Linked DNA regions of Homo sapiens: region 1 is linked to region 2. Evidence: chromatin loops called from intact Hi-C (ENCODE). Cell type or tissue: endothelial cell of umbilical vein. All regions are shown on one strand. Each heading gives the region's core, and the rest is flanking DNA. Links, peaks and the distances in the headings are about the cores only.

Region 1 (9,050 bases), core at 4,051-6,550, 180 kb after region 2:
AGTGTGGTATGAAGATAAATGGTTACCATAAATACCTAAAATGCATGTGTGTGTGTGTGTTTGTGTGTGTATATATAAAACACGCATCATCCTATACAAACTTGTATACGAAGTAATATGTAAATACAGTGGATAATTTAGAAAAAAAGTTGTGTTTACTCTGGCAGGGGGAGAGAGAGGGAGGGAATGTAGGAGCCAAGGCAAAAAAAGAGAACAAAAAATTTTATTTATAAAAATCATGTATATGACCACATTTATGTAAAATTAGATACAGATAAATAATATAAAATACTTAAAAAATAATACCTACTCCAAAAGATTGTTATGAAGATTAAATGAGATATAACATGTGGGCCAGGTGCGGTGGCTCATGCCTGTAATACCAGAACTTTGGGAGGCCGAGGCGGGTGGATCACGAGGTCAGGAGATCGAGATACAACATGTGAAAAGCACAGTGCCTGCTTCAGAAGGAGTAGACTGTGGTAGGAAATACAAAAATCTTGCCTTGTACTTGTTTTCTGGAATCAAATTTGATAGTTTAAAGAGAAGAACTGGACAAATATACTGCCCTTATTCTCTGGTATTTTTTTGTTTTAAATTTGAACAGTTTTGAAGGAGTAAGACTGATATGTAAATATATATCAGGATATCATTTTCTGAACTTAGATTGAAAAATATGTTTCTTGACAAGTGCTCTTGACAAGCGCATGTTCTGTAGTAATTGAAGAACATAGCTGGGAGAGGTGGCTCACGCCTATAATCCCTGAACTTTGGGAGGCCAGGGCGGGTAGATCACCTGAGGTCAGGAGTTCGAGACTAGTCTGGCAAACATGGCGAAACCCCATCTGTACTAAAAATACAAAAATCACCCAGGGCATGGTGGCGGACACCTATATATCCCAGCTACTTGGGAGGCTAAGGCAGGAGAATCACTTGAACCTGGGAGGCGGAGGTTGCAGTCAGCCAAGATCGCGCCACTTCACTCCAGCGTGGGTGAAAGACTGAAACTCCATCTCAAAAAAAAAAAAAAAAAAAAAGAACATAGGTGCTTTGCCAAATGGTGATATTTGTGCATCTGTGCGCTCAGATACATACAAATTAGAAATTACAAACTTGATAAATGAGTTGAGTGTGGCTTACCCCATGTGCGTTGTGATGGTAGCAATGAGATTGAACGTGCCAGGGGACTTCACATTCTCTTGCAGCTGCTTGACAGAAGATCTGTTGACTCTTTGGGAAGACATCTGTCTTTGCCATTTATTCCTTTTAACTGGGGAATTGGAGGAATAAAAGTTGTATCTCTTTCCAGTGACAAAGAACATGTTCTGTCTGAGCCTTTATTCTTGGTGTCCTTGTCTGTGAAGAGACATTTGCTTGTCCCATCTCTCTTCTACATCTTGCCGTCCCCCCTTCTTCTTCTTGTGGTGACATCCTTCCTTCCATCCATCTCTGCATCCTTCCTTCCAATAATAATTTATGAGTCCTCTAATTTGAAGGATACATATTGCTGCTTCTTTTCTCCTGCAAGGAAACTGCACATTTCTTTTAAGAAATTTCTTCATTTCTTAACATTTTTTCAGCTGTAGTCCTACACCAAGTACAAGGATAGATCTTCCCGTTCAGTGTTGAGGCTGTAATTTGAGATGAAGGACCCCAAGGTGGGAAGGGATTGAGATCTGTATTTCCAGTGTAGTCTCCTCATGTCGGATGCCATGAAAACTGAAATAGAGACGGCAAGAGAGACACAATGGCCCTGGCAGGTGCTGAGTTTCAGTCTGGAAAGAAATAGGAAAATGACGCCAGATGTGTTGGTGCACACCTGGAGGCCCAGCTACTAGAGGCTGAGATGGGAAGATCTCTTGAGCCCAGGAGTTTGAGACCAGCCTGGGCAACATAACAAGATAGTATCTTAACAACAACAAAAAAAAGAATTAGGAAAATGAGCAATATTTGTCCTTGAGAAAACTGAATGGAAAGAAAACAAGCCTGCCAGGCTCAATGGCTCAGGCCTTTAATCCCAGCACTTTGGGAGGCCAAGTTGGGAGGATTGCTTGAGACCTGCCTGGGCAATATAGTGAGACCTCTATATTAAAAAAAAAAATTAAGGAGTTAGCCAAGCGTGGTGGTGTGTGCCTGTAGTCCCAGCTACTTGGGAGGCTGAGGTGGGAGGATTGCTTGAGCTTGGGAAGCGGAGGCTGCAGTGAGCCATGTTCATGCCACTGCACTGCAGCCTGGGTGACACAGTGAGACCCTGTGTCACATACACGAGAAGAAAGCAAGCCATGGAAGCAGAAGAGGAAAAGACTGCTGCTGAGTGCTGACTGTGTCTCAGGTGTCTATCCACACTTGACACATGCCATCACACCGAATTCTCAGCAGGTGTGCATCCACGCTTGACACATGCCATTGTGCATCCACGCTTGACGCGTGCCATCACACCAAATTCTCAGGTGTGCATCCACGCTTGACGCGTGCCATCACACCGAATTCTCAGCAGGTGTGCATTCACACTTGACGCGTGCCATCACACCGAATTCTCAGCAAATCTCAGAGGTAGGCTTTGTTATCACCCCATTTTAGAAAGAAGGAAACTAAGGCTCAGAGAAGTTAAACCTACTGCACAAGACTGCTCAGTTCCTGAGAAGGCAGAATAGGAGGAGAGGCAGGGGGGTGCTGAGTGCCACCCAGGCTGGGCCTCTGCTGCCAGGTGACCCAGGGCTGTGAGAAGCTCAGCTCACTGTCCAGCCTGGGAGGGTCGGTGACTTGGTTTTGCACTCATTTTTCCATTCCATTGCCTTCATGCCAAAAAACAATGTGAAGTCATGCCTGCAGCTGCTTCCTCTCGGCAGGAATGGGTGTGGGAACCACGTTCACAGTGGCGGGAGGTGAGAGGGAGTCCTTTCACACGCCAACTGGAACAATTTGGGAGGCGGGAAGCTCCTTGTGTTGCTGTCTCCATCACCACCGCAGTCACCACTGCAGGGAACCGATATTCTTGGTGGCCTCTTGGATCCCTCAAGGAATCAAGTTGTAGGAACCTTGCAGTCACAAGTCTACCTTGTTCTTGGGCTCTGGTGTATTGAGAGTTGGTCTCTGCCTCTAGGTGATGGTCTCCCTGAAGTGACAGTGCTTGTATTAATTTAGAGATTTGTGGGCCGGGTGTGGTGACCAATGCCTGTAACCCTAGCATTTTGGGAGGCTGAGGCAGGTGGATGGCTTGAGTCTAGAATTCAAGTTCAGCCTGGGCAACATGGTGAAACCCCGTCTCTACAAAGAATACAAAAATTAGCCAGGTGTGGTGGTGTGCACCTGTGGTCCCAGTTGCTTGGGAGGCTGAGGCGGGAGGATCACTTGAGCCCAGGAGGTCAAGGCTGCCGGTGAGCTGAGATTGCACCATTGCATTCCTACTTGGGCGAGAGAGTGAGACCTTGTCTAAAAAAAAAAAAAAAAAGGAATTTGTAGTGAAAGATTATAGACACAAAGATAAAGTATTAGTTTTATTTCTAGCACACGATCACATATGTATACTGTGTTTCTAAGGTTGAAATGTGTTTAACAAGTCTGCCAGACAGTATTAATAGGGGATGAGCCATAATGGTAGTTGACAGTTTAGTTTTATCTACAAGATAGAATTGGAAAAGCACATTTGGAGCTATAATTATTCCTGTTTACAGAAGCCGCTCCTGTAGTTTAAGATAATATCAAATTCACACATGTAAAAATACATTTCTAAATTTATTTTTTTTAAGTCTTTTCTCTCTAGGCTGCTCTTTTCCTGAGAGTCAGTATAAATTTTAGGAGCAGTCATTATTATTGTTTCCTACATTTTTATTTAGTAGAAAAAATTTTAAACAAATGTAAGAAGACAATAAAAGTCTGATTATTAAATCATATAGAGTAGAAACTGACAGGCATCTTCCTCCTTCAGAAGTAGTAAAAAATGACCTAAAAATGACTTTTTGATTGACGTGAAAAATCTTCACCTGACAATTCCAACACAGTTGATTAACATTTTGTCATGTACATAAAAGAAATTAGCATTATCTTTAAGATTGTCCTAACTTGGGATTATAGTTAATAGGGCTGAATAAACTCTATAGAATCTAGTTGTATCGATTTTTTTTTTCTGCATGCATTCTGCAGTATAGGTTGAAATCCTTTGCTACAGATGAGTTCTAGAAGGTTAACTGTGAAAGTTTCACATTGGCAATTTCACTTTGGCAGCTTTTAGACAAGACAATGGTGATTCCTATAATCAGCTAACCCAGTTCATACAGTGTTCCAAGCCTTTTGTTCTTAAGCTGAATAAATAATGCTTTGCATTCCAGCCCTTTATTTCATGTCATCAATAGCATACCTCAAGACCACTTTTTTGTCAGTGTGTTAATGAATGTTTTGTTGAACCCTTTTCATCTATCAAGGACTGAAATATCTGATTTAATCTCAGTGGTGCTTAAAATAAACTTTTGTGGCTGAGTTTACTCAAGCCCTTATTTGAAAGCTATTCTTATAGGCAGGCCCAGAGCTAAAGACTGCCAGCTTGTTGGCCCACTGCTGTCTGTTCCTGGGGGCACATTGGGAGCCGTCGTCAGGTTTCTTGACTTGGACTTCTGACTTACTACTCTCTGGACAGTCTGGAGAGTAGGTGGATTTCAGTTCAGTTATTTTTGTAAGTTTTCAAATTAAGTAATTGGCCAAGTGGGTTCCTTGGATGAGAACTCCTTAGGTCAGGGGAGAGCAGGACCTTCGGAAGGTGCAAACGTCAGCTCTGTTCCCACTCTGCCCTCTCATTCCCATCCCAGTCCTGCAGGACTGTGCAGGCTGACGGGTGTGTCAGGGACCGTCTTGAGCTGCAGAAAATGTCTAGAAAGCTAGGCCAACAGTTCTGAACGTTTTTAACTCTTGTACTTAGTATTCATTTTCTCCATCCCCTTCTTTAGGATTGCTTTGTAGCGGAAATGGAGGATAAAGTTTTAACTGTGGTAAGTATACATTCTAAAAGTTATTGTAAAATTCATTTTCCAAAGGCAGTGGGAATCACATTAAGTAAATGCCCTGTGGCTAATTACTTCAGGAGATACTTTGAAATATTGGCTTTTGGGACATGAGTTTTTAAATTTAGGTGGAAGAGAAAGCATAAAAGTTATTTAACAAGACCAACTACTGTGAAAATTCCTGTGCTTAAATTAACTACATCGAGTCTCTGTTTTATTTTTTTTTCTGAACATTTTATCAGGATACAGTTATATGTATATTGCTAGCTAGCCTGCTAGTCAGGATTGAACTGATGTGCAAATTTCACTTTAGGACCATTTTGATTTAAGAAAAAAATTCTTGGCAAAAACCTTATGATGGAGGGGGGATGTGCTGTAACTGTTTAAGGAGCATTTTGTAACTATTCATCATCACTTCCTCCTTTTGACATACGCCAGCCTGTGCTCTTTTGATAAGGCCTTCCTCCTACTGATGTTGAGGAATTTAGCAATGAAACTGCTATAAATATATTTTCCATAAATAGGGAGGCCAAACAAATTGGAGGAATGTAAAAAGTATCACTTCTTGGATTCTCCCCCTTGGAAAGAAAAATCACTCTTTGGAATTTCCTGATTTCTTTGGTTGTTTAATTTTGAAAGGTTAGATGAGTCTGATTGGGGAAATACCACACGTAGCCACTGTGACTTCTATAAGGAGACCACTTAATAGGGATCCTCTCATTGTCTCTTTAGTTTTACCTTGTCAGTGTTTGGCATTCAAAGAATGTGAGTGATCACTAAAAAGATGATAGACCTAAATGTAAAATGCAAAACTATAAACCATCTAAAAGATAACATAGGGGAAAATTTGGGTGACTGTGTTTTGCAATGAGTTTTCAGATAGAACACCAAAAGCATAATTCATGAAAGAAAAATTGATAAGGTAGACTTCATTAAAATTAAAAACTGCTATGTGAAATGCACTGTTAAGAGAATGAAAAGACAAGCCACAGACTGGGAGGATATATATTTTCAAAACACCTATCAGATAAAGGACTTGTATCCAAAATATACAAAGAACAAGAACAAAATATACAAAAAACAAGAATAAGAAGACAAACAACCCAATTAAAAAGGAGACAAAAGATCTGAACAGGTACTTCACCAAAGAATACATACAAATGGCAAATAAGCCTATGAAGAGATGTTCAATGTCATTTGTATTAGGGAATTGTAAATTAAAACAACAATGAGATACCGCCATATACCTATTATATAGGCTAAAATATGAAACACTGACAACACCAAACGCTGCTGAGGTTGTGGAGCAACAGGAACGCTCGTTAATTGCTGGTGGAAATGCAAAATGGTGCAGGCAGTTTGGAGGACAATTTGGAAGTTTCTTACAAAACTAAACATATTCTTACCATATGATCCAACAGTTGTGCTCCTACATATTTACCCAAAGGAGTTGAAAATTTACATCAAAAAATGTGCACAGGATGTTTATAGCAGATTTACTCAAAATTGCCAAAAAAGTTGGAAGCAACCTTAATGTCTCTCAATAGATGAATGGATAAACAAACTGTTGTACATCTATAAAATAGAATATTATTCAGCAATAAAAAAGAAATAAGCTATCAAGTCATGAAAAGATATGGAGGAAACTTACAAGTATGTTGTTAATTGAAATAAGGCAGTCTGAAAAGACTACATGCTGCATAATTCTGACTATTTGACTTTCTAGAAAATCAAAACCACAGAGACAGTAAAAAGATCTATGTTTGCCAGGGGTTCATGGTGAGGGATGGGGTGGTGGATAATTAGGTTGCATACAGGGGATATTTAGGACACTGAAACTATCCTATATGATACTGTAATGAAGGATACGTGACATTAGGCATTTGTCAGAACTCATAGAATGTACACCACAAAAAGTGAACCCTAATATAAATTATAGATGTTAGTTGATAATAGTGTCTCAATATTAGTTCATAATTTGTTTTTGGTGGCTTTTTTTTTTTTTTTTTTTTTGACAGAGTCTCGCTCTGTTACCCAGGCTAGAGTGCAGTGGTGCGACTCGGCTTACTGCAACCTCTGCCTCTGAGGTTCAAGCAATTCTGCAGCCTCAGCCTCCCGAGTAGCTGGGGTTACAGGCACACGCCACCATGCCCGTCTAATTTTTGTATTTTTAGTAGAGATGGAGTTTTGCCATATTGGTCAGGCTGGTCTTGAACTCCTGACTTCAGGTGATCCCCCTACCTCAGCCTCCCAAAGTGCTGGGATTACAGGCATGAGCCACTGTGCCCGTCCTAGTTTGTCATTTATAACAAATGCACCACACCTAGTACAAGATGTTAATAATAGAGGAAACTGGGAATGGAGGCTGGTGGTGGAGGGGATATATGGGAACTCAATGTACTTTTTGTTCAATTTTTTTTTTTTATAAACGTGAAACAGCTTAAAAAAGTAAAGTCCATTGAAAAAATGGCTTAGTCTCAAAACAATTTTTTTTTTTTTTTACCTTGTCAATATTTGGTATTCAGAGACTGTGAGCAATCATTGAAAAGTCAGGTAGGTGGTTGGGGAGAGATGATTCCACTTCATTGCTGAAAGGGGATTTCTGCCTGGCCTGTGCTCTTCAGTGGCCATAAAGGAGCTAATATAAAAGCTGCCTTTTCTAAACAAAGCTGAAATAGTGGCACTATTCCCACAGATGGTAAACATGGAGTCTAAATGCCATGCATTCACTGAGCAGAATTATCAAAATGATTGCCAACCAGAACTAACAATTATAGGTGAAATGCATTTCTCTAAAAATCAGCTTGAGATAAACTTGGTTAATGATTGAACTTTCCTGACTATTTGCTTCTCCAATTCTAGGTCAAGGTTTTAAATGGCATCTGTGACAAAACAATCCGATCTACCACAGATCCTGTGATGAGCCAGTGTGCATGTCTGGAGGAAGTTCACTTACCAAACATTAAACCTGGGGAAGGCCTGGTAAGTTCTAATAACACTTGTTTTATTTTCAGATAACATACATCATCATTTACTAAATTTTTAAAAAAATTCCTTATTGCTTTCACTATAATTCTGAAAAGCAGAATTAATTTAGACTGCCTTCCATTATGTAATTAGGAATGTGCTATCTTGAATCCTGTTGATATGTTTTCTATCCACAAAGTATAAAAATAAATACAGTTTAAAAACTGTATACTCGTATTTTGAAGATAACACTTTATTTTTAGGACTTAGCAATGCAAGGAAATATAAAACACTTACACAAAGGAAAGATGGTCTCTGGGTACAAAAATAACATCTGCTCTGAAAGTATTAGCACTTAGGATGAATGTGAGAAGGGACTGGCTGAAGGCAGTGATTCTTAAGAAGGGTTTAGAAATGTTTCATAAGTAATATATGAGCTATATCATAACAGGCTGTGGGACTACATACAAGTGATCTCCTAGTACCTAGCGTGCATCTTATGGGATTAATTTGCTGAAATTTTCGTGAAGAAGCTGTGAAGCCCATTAATTAGCTTAGAGGCTTTGAGTCAGAGAGAGCTGGGTTTAAATCCCGGCTCTTGAGGGACTTAACCTCTTTACATGTCAGTTTCCTCAGAGGGTTGTTGAAAGTATTGTATTAGATTGTGAATGCCAAGTACCAGGCACCAAGCATATAGTACGTGTGCATTAATGTGGCTGCAGCTACAGTTGCTGGTATTGATGATGTTGAGGAGAAGGAGGAGGAGGAGACGGGGGAGGGGGAAAGTATCTAATGTATAGGTAGCTGTCAGGAGCTGTTAAGGCAGTCTCTGCTCTTAGAAAAAACAAAAATCAACCAATTGTTGACAGGCCCACATTCTTAGTGAGCAGAAAAATGCATATTGGTACTGCTTGGCTTCAAAGCAAATGATGGATTATATCAGATTAAGTTTAAACAGGGAGGACTTCCTGGAGGTAGGTTTATAGTCACATATTTAAGCAGATAAATGTCCTGAGTAGGCAGAAATGGAGTTGTCATTTCAGATGGTAAAGTTATACCAGCAATGCCCTGGGAGGGGGAGTACCATGT
Region 2 (9,050 bases), core at 2,450-4,949:
ATTTAGTTCTGAGCTCTGAACTTCAGGGATACAATGAAAACTCAATAGAGTTTACTGTCCAGCTGAAAAAAAACCAATATAGAGATGCTCAGAGATAGACAACTGGGCCAGGATGTGAAAGGCAGGATATAGCGGCCATCTTTGTTTTAACTTCTCTATGCTTGAGTATTTTTGTAAATTACCTCACATGTGTCATTGCCTTAACTATCCAACCCTATCATTCCGTTTTCCTCAGACTTGTCTGAAAATAGGTGTTGGCTGTTTTTGAAGGTCGAGGCCAACCTCAAAGAGTAAGGATTTTTCACCACTGAAAAATTTCAAAAGAATATGCTGTGGTCTGTGAAGGTAATTCTAAAAGAAGCTCTCCTACATTTTTAAACAATGGAAAGCTCACTGGAAAAAGCGGATGTTCTCCGGGACTGACCTCTTTAAATGGAGACATGCTCTTTAGATGCTCTAGTCATGGATATTTATTTTTAAATATGGTGTGTTTTATGGTTAGAGTTCATAGATTACTTAAAACAGGATTAACCTCTTAATACATTGCAGAGATGATTAAACTACATGCCTATCCTTTGCTTGCATTCTTCAAGAAAAGTGATGCAATATATTTTCCTTTTGGTTTTGAATCCACAGTTGGTAAGGATATCATTTGGTTTTCTATCCTAAAAGTCTATTTGTATGTCATTATTCTAGATCAAGATTGTGCTATAGAATAGATTCTCCTGACAAAAGGAAAATTCCAACTTATCCCATGAATAAAAAATAGATTCTATTTGAATAATCGAACAACATGCCAATATTTTCCCTTTATTTCTCATTTTACTTTATTAATCTATTGATCTATCAACTAGACTCCCAAAAGGTCAATTAAAATGTCAATATATTTTTGTGTAGTATTGTCATTATTATTTCTTTCTTTCTTTTTTTTTTTTCTCGAGACAAAGTCTCACTCTGTCCCCCAAGCTGGAGTGCAGTGGCATGATCTCAGCTCACTGCAACCTCTGCCTCTTGGGTTCAAGTGATTCTCCTGCCTCAGCTTCCTGAGTAGCTGAGAATACAGACATGTACCACCACGCCCGGCTAATTTTTGTATTTTAAAATTTTGTAATTTTTTGTATTCTAAAATTTTGTAATTTTAGTAGAGATGGGGTTTTGCCATGTTGGCCAGGCTGGTCTTGAACTCCTGACCTCAGGTGATCCGCTCGCTTCGGCCTCCCAAAGTGCTGGGATTACAGGCATGAGCCACCACACCCGTCTGTCATTATTATTTTATACAAATGTTAATCTTGCCCTCCAGGTGCATTCAGAGAGGCAAAGTATTCTTTTGGTACCCAGTAAGGCTCCACTCTTTCCTGTGGGCCACAGTACAGGATTATGGAGATGGAGTTGTGTTGGAATTGACGGTGGCTAGTTGAAGACTGGACTGTGGCCCAAGCTCCTTTCTTCCTATTCCGTAAACCTATATGTTACTCCTACATGTTAAGTGGGTATTCTGGGTTCCAAAAAAATTATGTAAAAGTCACAAAAACATTTTTAAACATTCAACAATCAGCCATTTTGATTCTTGAATTGGGCATTATTTCCAATCAAGTAAATTTTGGCAAAAATTTTTTTAGTTGTGAAATGTTTATTAAATACCCACTATGTAGGCCAGGCATAATAATTGCATTTTATCCTTATTTCTCTGCCTTTGGAGCTTGGATGTTGCTGTGAATCTGAAGAACATTTTAGATTTCCTCACACGTGAACTGGAGGCTAAGGTGGGATGGATAGTGAGCTATTTTTTTTCCATATTAATTTTTAAGTTTTAAAGAATTTAAGTTTTAATCAACTATAACTTTATATGAAAATGCTCCTCATTAGGGTAACCAAAAGCCCAGCTGTTTTAGGCCTGAAGAGAGTGATTTACTTATCTCATGTAAGTGATTTATTGAGAGAGAAGCCTCTACCGAAGTGAGGAAACAGCAAGAGAAGAAGCAAAGACGCGGCTTTTGCGGAAGCCCAAGGGTGGCTCTGCAACGTGCGGGGCGCCCCATACGTGGCCCCCATCCAGCAGGGGGGTTGTGCTCTGCAGCTCCGCCAGGGCCTTGCCGGAGGCACATCACCTCCTGGAGGCAGCAACCTCCCAGGAGCTGAGCACGGTTCTTCCGAGAAGGAGGCAGCTGTGAGCCACCAGCAGCCGCCACTCACCACAGCAGTGGGGTGGAGGCACTGCCTGGTGAAGGAACTGGGCAAGACGCCAACAGTGTCCACAACAGGCTCCAAGGAAGCCGGAGAGGGAGCAATCAGCAGTGATCTCAAAGAAATGAGAAACTGCCATTTGGCTGCCTGTTGACTTCTGGAATTATCCAGTTTAGGTAATAAAGAGACGTTGTTTATTGATTGGGAAAAGTGAATCTGCACATAACTGTGTTTAAAAATCAAGAAGCAAAGGGGACTTGAATACTCTTACCATAGACTTTTGAGAAGTTGAAGTTTATTGCTAATTTAGTAAACCTGAGATCAAGTTGTCCATCTTCTCCTAAACTGCTTTTGGTACCTTTCTGGGGGAAGTGGAGTCTAGTTGAAGATAAAAAAAAAATTCCCAGCAACCAATATCTGTTTTATTAGCAACTGAAAGGAAAATTTTTTTTTCTTTTTAAAAAGTAATGATTTGATTTATTTGATAAAATACCAGAACAACTGCATGCTCATTGGTATCATTCAGAGTTCTAAGAGGTAAAGAAAGACAATCATTTCATCTCTACACACCCTCCTGAGGTTACCACCATTAAGGGTTTAGTATTATTTTACCCATTTCACAATGTGAATATAAACACAGAAAACATACAACATTCTTAGGGCTTCCTTTTCTATTTTTTAATAAAAGAGAGTACTTTTTTTTTTTTAAAGTAGATATATGACATGGTCTGACCCAGGGTTCAGTGAGCAGGCTTTGTGCTTACTCTGCTTTCAAATGATTAAAAATAAAATTCCATGCGTAGGGACACAGAGGTAAGGGTCATAGGATATCACATCTGGTCAAGAGGAAACGTGGCCCTCGGTCAGGGGAAGAGGACTGAAACAGCGGCACTGTGAGGTTGATGCCCTTGACCACAAGATCAGTCTTTAGGGTTTTGAACTACTTAAGATCCTGACTATTTTGAAGTCACTTTGGCAGTGAGCTGACATGTTTTATTTTTATGTTTTGGACCATATCTTTGGCAGGCTATCTGTTGTTCTTCCCTATGACTCTATGCAGAGGCAGCATCAACATTTCCCTTCTTGAAAACAAGCTGGTGTTTTACTTTAGTAGACACTACCCTGAATCCCTGAGTCAAGGAACTGTTTAGAACTGAAAGGGGACCATGCAGATATGGCCACCCCACTCTAGGCCAGTGAGTGTGAGACACGTGCCCTTGTCCACGCAGCACGTCGTTTTGAGGTTCTGATAGCTTGTCCAACCTCCTGGCACTTCACTGGCCCCACTTGTGTTTTACTATTTTACTGATGAGGAAATAGAGGCTCAGAAGTTTGCATAACTCTCCCGAGGTCACACAGTTAGACCGTGGGATGCTCTTGAGTCTGGGTTTGTTTAACTCCAGATGCCATGTGTCTTTCACTGCATCATATCCACCCATAATCCTGTGCCCGGATGTTTTACCAAATGGTGGAAATGACACATCTATCCACATGAAACAACTCTATCCAGATATTGAGTTGAGAGAAACAAAGTGAGTCAAGATTGAAGTGGATATGATTAAAAGAAGGTAGGATTGCAAGCCACTCGATTTGAATTCCAGGGCAGCTATGTGGTCCTAGACAAGTCACCTAACTTCACTGGCCTCAGTCCCTCATTTGGTAATTAAGGGTGTGAGCAATAGAGTAGAAGTTCCAGTGCTAACATTTCTGATTCTGGTTGAGGAAGCTGGAAGGAAAGCCATATGAACTTGGTCTTAAAGGGAGAAGTGAAGGAATGGCTGACGGACAGTCCGGATTGAGGGAGTAAAGTAAGCAAAGGCTCAGAGATGAGTTCAGACACACTATATTCCTGGGACTGTGATAGATCTCATAGCATTTGTTCACAAAGTAAGTTAGTGTGCTTGGATAAAGGGCTAGACCTATGCCAAGTAGGAAGTATTTGGAGACACCTACATACCCCACTCATTGTTGTGGATCTCATATCTATTCCCCACCCTGCCACCCCACCATAAAAGCTTTCTTATTATCCACTCTGAGAAGGTGAATTGGAAGTTTAATAATTCTTAAGAGAAGCTTTTTCTTATTGACAAGGAAAAAGATCTAATGTGGACTAGGGATTTGGGAAACTTGTGCACATGTGCTGAGTCAGGAGGTTTGAGCTTATCTCTCCTACTATCTGGTTGGGTGTCAATTCCATTGAAGCAATAATTATGAAGGGCTGATTACACATATGACGTTATGGCTAAAAGCAGCCCACAGCCTAATGAGTCATGAGCTAAAGGACTGTGAAACTCCTAAGAGCTGTGAGCAGGAGCTATGGGAAGTGAGTGGCTAAACCAGGCCAGAGGCACCGGAGAAGACTTCCCATAGCAAGCGTCATTTGAACTGTACCTTGAAAGAAGGAAAGAGGAAGGAGGGAAAAACAAACCAGATGAAGGGAAGAGCATGAGGAAAAGCACAAAAGCATGACGTGCACAAGGTGATCAGGAAATGACAAGCCCTCTCTGACACTGCAGGATCCGCCACATGGAGGGTTGGAGAAGGCACGTCGTTGAACATGGGCTAAGGTCTCATCCTGGCTCTTCATGTTCTGAGCAAATGTTTCTGAACTGTTAAGGCACGTGAATGGCCACACCATGTCCTGTGGCGTAGCGTGGGATTCTGCAATTGTACCCAGATTGTCGTCACATTATGGTTGCAGGACAGAAAAAATGGAATAAGGCATCTGACTGAAATCAAATGGCAAACTGAGCAGGTTTATTGAGGTTAATGGGCTAAAACACAGAAGGGTGTGGAACCAAGTAGGGAAAGAACTAAAATGTGGTTTTCGTAAACACTTTGGAATAAAATTGTATTGTACAAATAAATTCAGATCCAGTCAGAATCATCAGAGATGATTCAGTAGTTCAGGAAATAAAAAAATCGATTTTTATTATGTTGTTCTATGTTGAAACCTTGTTAATTGGTCTTTAAATTAAAACTAATTAAATGGACACACCCTACTTCAAAAAAGGCACAGTTAAGTGATGGGTGTTTCTTAAAGTGGGTTTAGTACTATTGTTCTTGGACTGGAGGGTGAGGGGTGCCCCCTTATGAAAATAATTTCAATACATACTTAAAAGGTGATTCATTGTTTAAGAGTAGAAGTTTGCACATTTATATTTTTCATCTGAGGGCTCGGAAAATTATGTATTATATGTATCTAGGTTGGTGCTCATTCATTCATCAACCATTTATACCAAGTCCTTACTATCCTTGGTACTTTGCTGGTAGGAGGAAGAAAATTTCTGGGTAGAATACCATGGGGTTGCTTAAGAATCTCAATAAGAAGACCAAACAACCAAGCCGCAGTTTAAAAGTATTATGTAAGCATACGCAAATTTTAATTTTATTAAATATTTACATATGTAAATATTGGAGAAGCTGGGGCAAAAAATCGCACAGTTCCCCGAAATAAAACTCTGAGAGCTATTTTTAGCTCTTCTTTCTTCCTTCATCTGCTCCCAAACCACCCCATCCAACCCCACACTAATTCAATCTGTCACCAGTTCCTACCAAGGTTACCTCTGAAGTGTAATTGATTGGTTATTTTTTCTTCTCTTCTATCTCTGCTTTGGGCCTATTGTCTAACGGGAATTTGGTTACCTGATGAGACATATAAAGCCATTAATCTCCTTATTTGTAGACATTTCTGGGTTTGCATAAAATAGCATTGCTCAGCACAGTTTTACCCACTTTGTTCATCAAAGTATGTACCAAATGGCTTTTGGTCTTTTTCAGTCATATATCCAGATCAATGGTTCTCAAAGTGTTCCCAACATCCCTGGCATCCTTGAAACCTTTTCAGGGGGTCTGTGATGTGAAAATATTTTCATAGTAATAGTAAAACGTTATTTTCCTTGTTTACCTTCATTCTTTAAGAAGTAGAAAGTGGAGTGTTTTAGAAGCTACAGGACATGGGATGTCCTATCTCTGATGGCTAATGGAAAGTGTCCTTAGGCATTCTTGTGTTTTAAATTTGTCTCAAGTTATACTTATAATGTATTAAAAATAGATATAACCCACAACAGTGAAAACTCTCCGGGTTCCCAGTAGTTTTTAAGAGTGTAAAGGGCTCGTGAGAGAAACTGTTAGGATCGTGGGCCTACGTGAATGCCTTCCATAACTGGGCTTCCTTCTTCTCATGCTTCTCTGATCTCACCTTTATTCTGATCATCCTCTACGTGTCATCCACACTGACAACAGAGTCATCTTCCTGAATCTCAGGTCTGGTAGTTGCTATGAGTTTAGAAACTTCCAACAGCTTCATGTTTTTTGTGGTTTTTTTTTTGTTTTTTTTTTTTTTTCCCCACAGAATGATGCCTTAGATCAGCACTGAGATGCTGTCACAGTCTGGCCTAAACCTTCTTTTTTTCCAGTTTCAACTTTCACTACACATCATCTACACTATCCCCTAGACATATGCAGCTGAGGTTGGCCAAAGATAGCAATTCAATGAGTATCCTTTCTTATACCTTCCCAGTTAAGATGAAAAATTCCAGAATCTATAGTCCCAAAGTATAGTGTTTACACCTTTATTTGTCACTTACTATAGTTTGACTAGTGTGATAACTGTGTAGCTCTTCTTCCACCCCTTGAATGTGAGTTCCTTAGGGACAGGACCTTGTCTTTTTATTCTTGCAATACCTCAGACCTAGACAGTGCTAGGCTTATTACATTTAATAAAAACAACTTTATTGAATACATGGTTGAACAAATTATTGCGATAACCAGATTCTATTGTCTACATATGTAAGCATTTTGTAATAGGTATGAATTTAGTTATACAATATTAAGACTGATTTTTGAACCTGTTTTCCTGGTGAGACATATAAGACCATTCATCTCCTTAGCGGTAGACATTTCTGGACTTGTATAAAATAGCATTGCTCAGTGCATTTTTACCCACTTTGTTCATCAAAGTAGGTACTAAATGACTTTGATCTTTTTCAGTCACATATCCAGCCTCAAAGCATTGAGATTTGCCAGCACTGAGATTATGAAAAGGAATATGTCTTATGACTTTGGACTTAATTACAGTTCTGTTCTATCCCATTCAATTCAACAGGCACTTATTGAGCTAGCAGCTCTGTAGGCAGCTCTGCGGATATGGAGACGAATGATACAAGACTCCTGCCTTTGAGAAGCTCACAGGCTAATCTAGAGAACAACGAGATAAACACGTAGACACAGCTCATCATGATAAGGGTAAAAATAGGGAACAAATGCAGGACCAAAAAATGATGAATTCTCTCTCAGGGAGGTGGTGATATGACGGTAAGAAAAGGGTTTTCAGGGAACGTGTCTCTGAAGATAGGATTTTATGGAGGAATTGGAATTTCTTAGATGGATGAGGAATGGGAGTAGAAGGGGGAAGGTTTCCAGCAAGAAGACATTTGTCTCGAGGAAAGTGGTTTAGAGGAAACAGTTGGAGGCCTCGATCACGAAGGTCTCATTTTACATGTCTGGATCTGATCCTGTAAGTGCTAAAAAATTTTAAGTGAACAATTCTAAAATTATCTAGAGTAGTAACATCAGGGTTGAATGAAGTGTGTGCCTGCCAGGAGTACTAATTTGGAAGGCTTACACTGATTTGAGTATACGAGCTCTGATATATTTATTTTGAAAATCAGTTTGTTTATTTTTTATTTTCTGTATTTTTAATGGACCATTAATAATTGTGCAGTTACAGCATTTTAGACCACATTTCATACAACAGATATCTTTTTAAAAGCTAATTTCTTACTTATGGCTTTCACTTAATTTTACAGATATTTATTGATCATCTACTATGTGTCAGACACCTTTTCTGTGAACTTGGGAAACACCAGTGAACAAAACAGACAAAGATCCCTGCCCCCATGCATCACACATTCTAGTTTTCTTACTCTATAGTCCCTTCTTGAGGGTTTGTGTGAAGAAACTGCCCAGATATTAGGATGGGAAAGATGCTAGTGAAGTTAAAGCATAGTGACTTCTCTTCCCTTTCTTATTAAGAAAACCTTGAAAGGTGCATTTGCAGGTGGATAGGTGAGGAAAAGGACATATTGTGGCAATGGGTTACAATGGGTTACGACAGAAAACCCTTGCTTTTTCTCTTGACCCGTTTACCAGTGATTTAAAAATTGGAAGTCTTTAGGCCGGGCCCAGTAGCTCACACCTGTAATCCCAGTATTTTGGGAGGTCGAGGTGGGCAGATCACTTGAGGTCAGGAGTCCAAGACCAGCCTGGCCAACATGGTGAAACCCCATCTCTACTAGAAAAAAAAAAATTTAGCCGAGTGTGGTGGCACACGCCTGTAGTCCCAGCTACTTGGGAGGCTGAGATGAAAGGATTGCTTGAACCCAGGAGGCAGAGGTTGCAGTGAGTTGAGATCATGGCATTGCACTCTACCCTGGGTGACAGAAGAGAGCACATACCTCCCGCCCCACCTAAAAAAAAGTCTATATTTTTTAGAACAATTTGAGATTCACAGGAAAATTGAGAAGAAAGTACAGAGAATTCCCATTTACCCTCAACTGGTTTTCCCTATTATTAACATCTTACATGAGTATGCATATTTGTCACAGTTAATAAACCAATATCCATTATATTAGCTAAAGTCCATACTTTATTTAGATTTCATAAGTTTTCCCCTGATGTCCTTTTTCTGTCCCAGGTTCCCACATTACACTTAATCGTGCCTCTTAAGCTCCTTTTGGCTGTGACAGTTTCTCAGGCTTTCCTTATTTGGGGGAGTTTTGAGTAGTACTGTTGAAGTATATTGTAGAATGTCCTTCAGTTGAGATTTTCCTCATGTTTTTCTTATGATTGGACTGGGGTTACGG

Evidence for each region. A loop is a pair of places that touch in the nucleus more often than their neighbours do. Peaks named below come from ENCODE experiments on the same cell type or tissue, not always from the same donor. Only the 100,000 strongest peaks of a DNase experiment are listed, where the experiment ranks them.
Region 1: a loop joins it to region 2, with 7 times the contacts of the local background. A loop is called at or near these places in 3 of 110 quality-filtered maps.

The regions. Positions count from the first base shown.
Region 1 is chr6:154,429,398-154,438,447 of GRCh38, reverse strand. CNKSR3 (CNKSR family member 3) reads left to right here. Exons shown (of 13, transcript NM_173515.4): 5 at 4,941-4,982; 6 at 7,857-7,976. Among named protein-coding and RNA genes, the nearest start is that of CNKSR3, 77 kb to the left of the region's middle. In endothelial cell of umbilical vein, for the core only: no CTCF peak of the experiment used is centred there; DNase peaks (open chromatin) are centred at 4,457 and 5,457; H3K27ac peaks cover 1,421 bases.
Region 2 is chr6:154,608,896-154,617,945 of GRCh38, reverse strand. No RefSeq gene overlaps it. Among named protein-coding and RNA genes, the nearest start is that of CNKSR3, 100 kb to the right of the region's middle. RefSeq lists enhancers at 16-185, 2,078-2,584. In endothelial cell of umbilical vein, for the core only: no CTCF peak of the experiment used is centred there; DNase peaks (open chromatin) are centred at 3,155, 3,615 and 4,425; H3K27ac peaks cover 2,039 bases.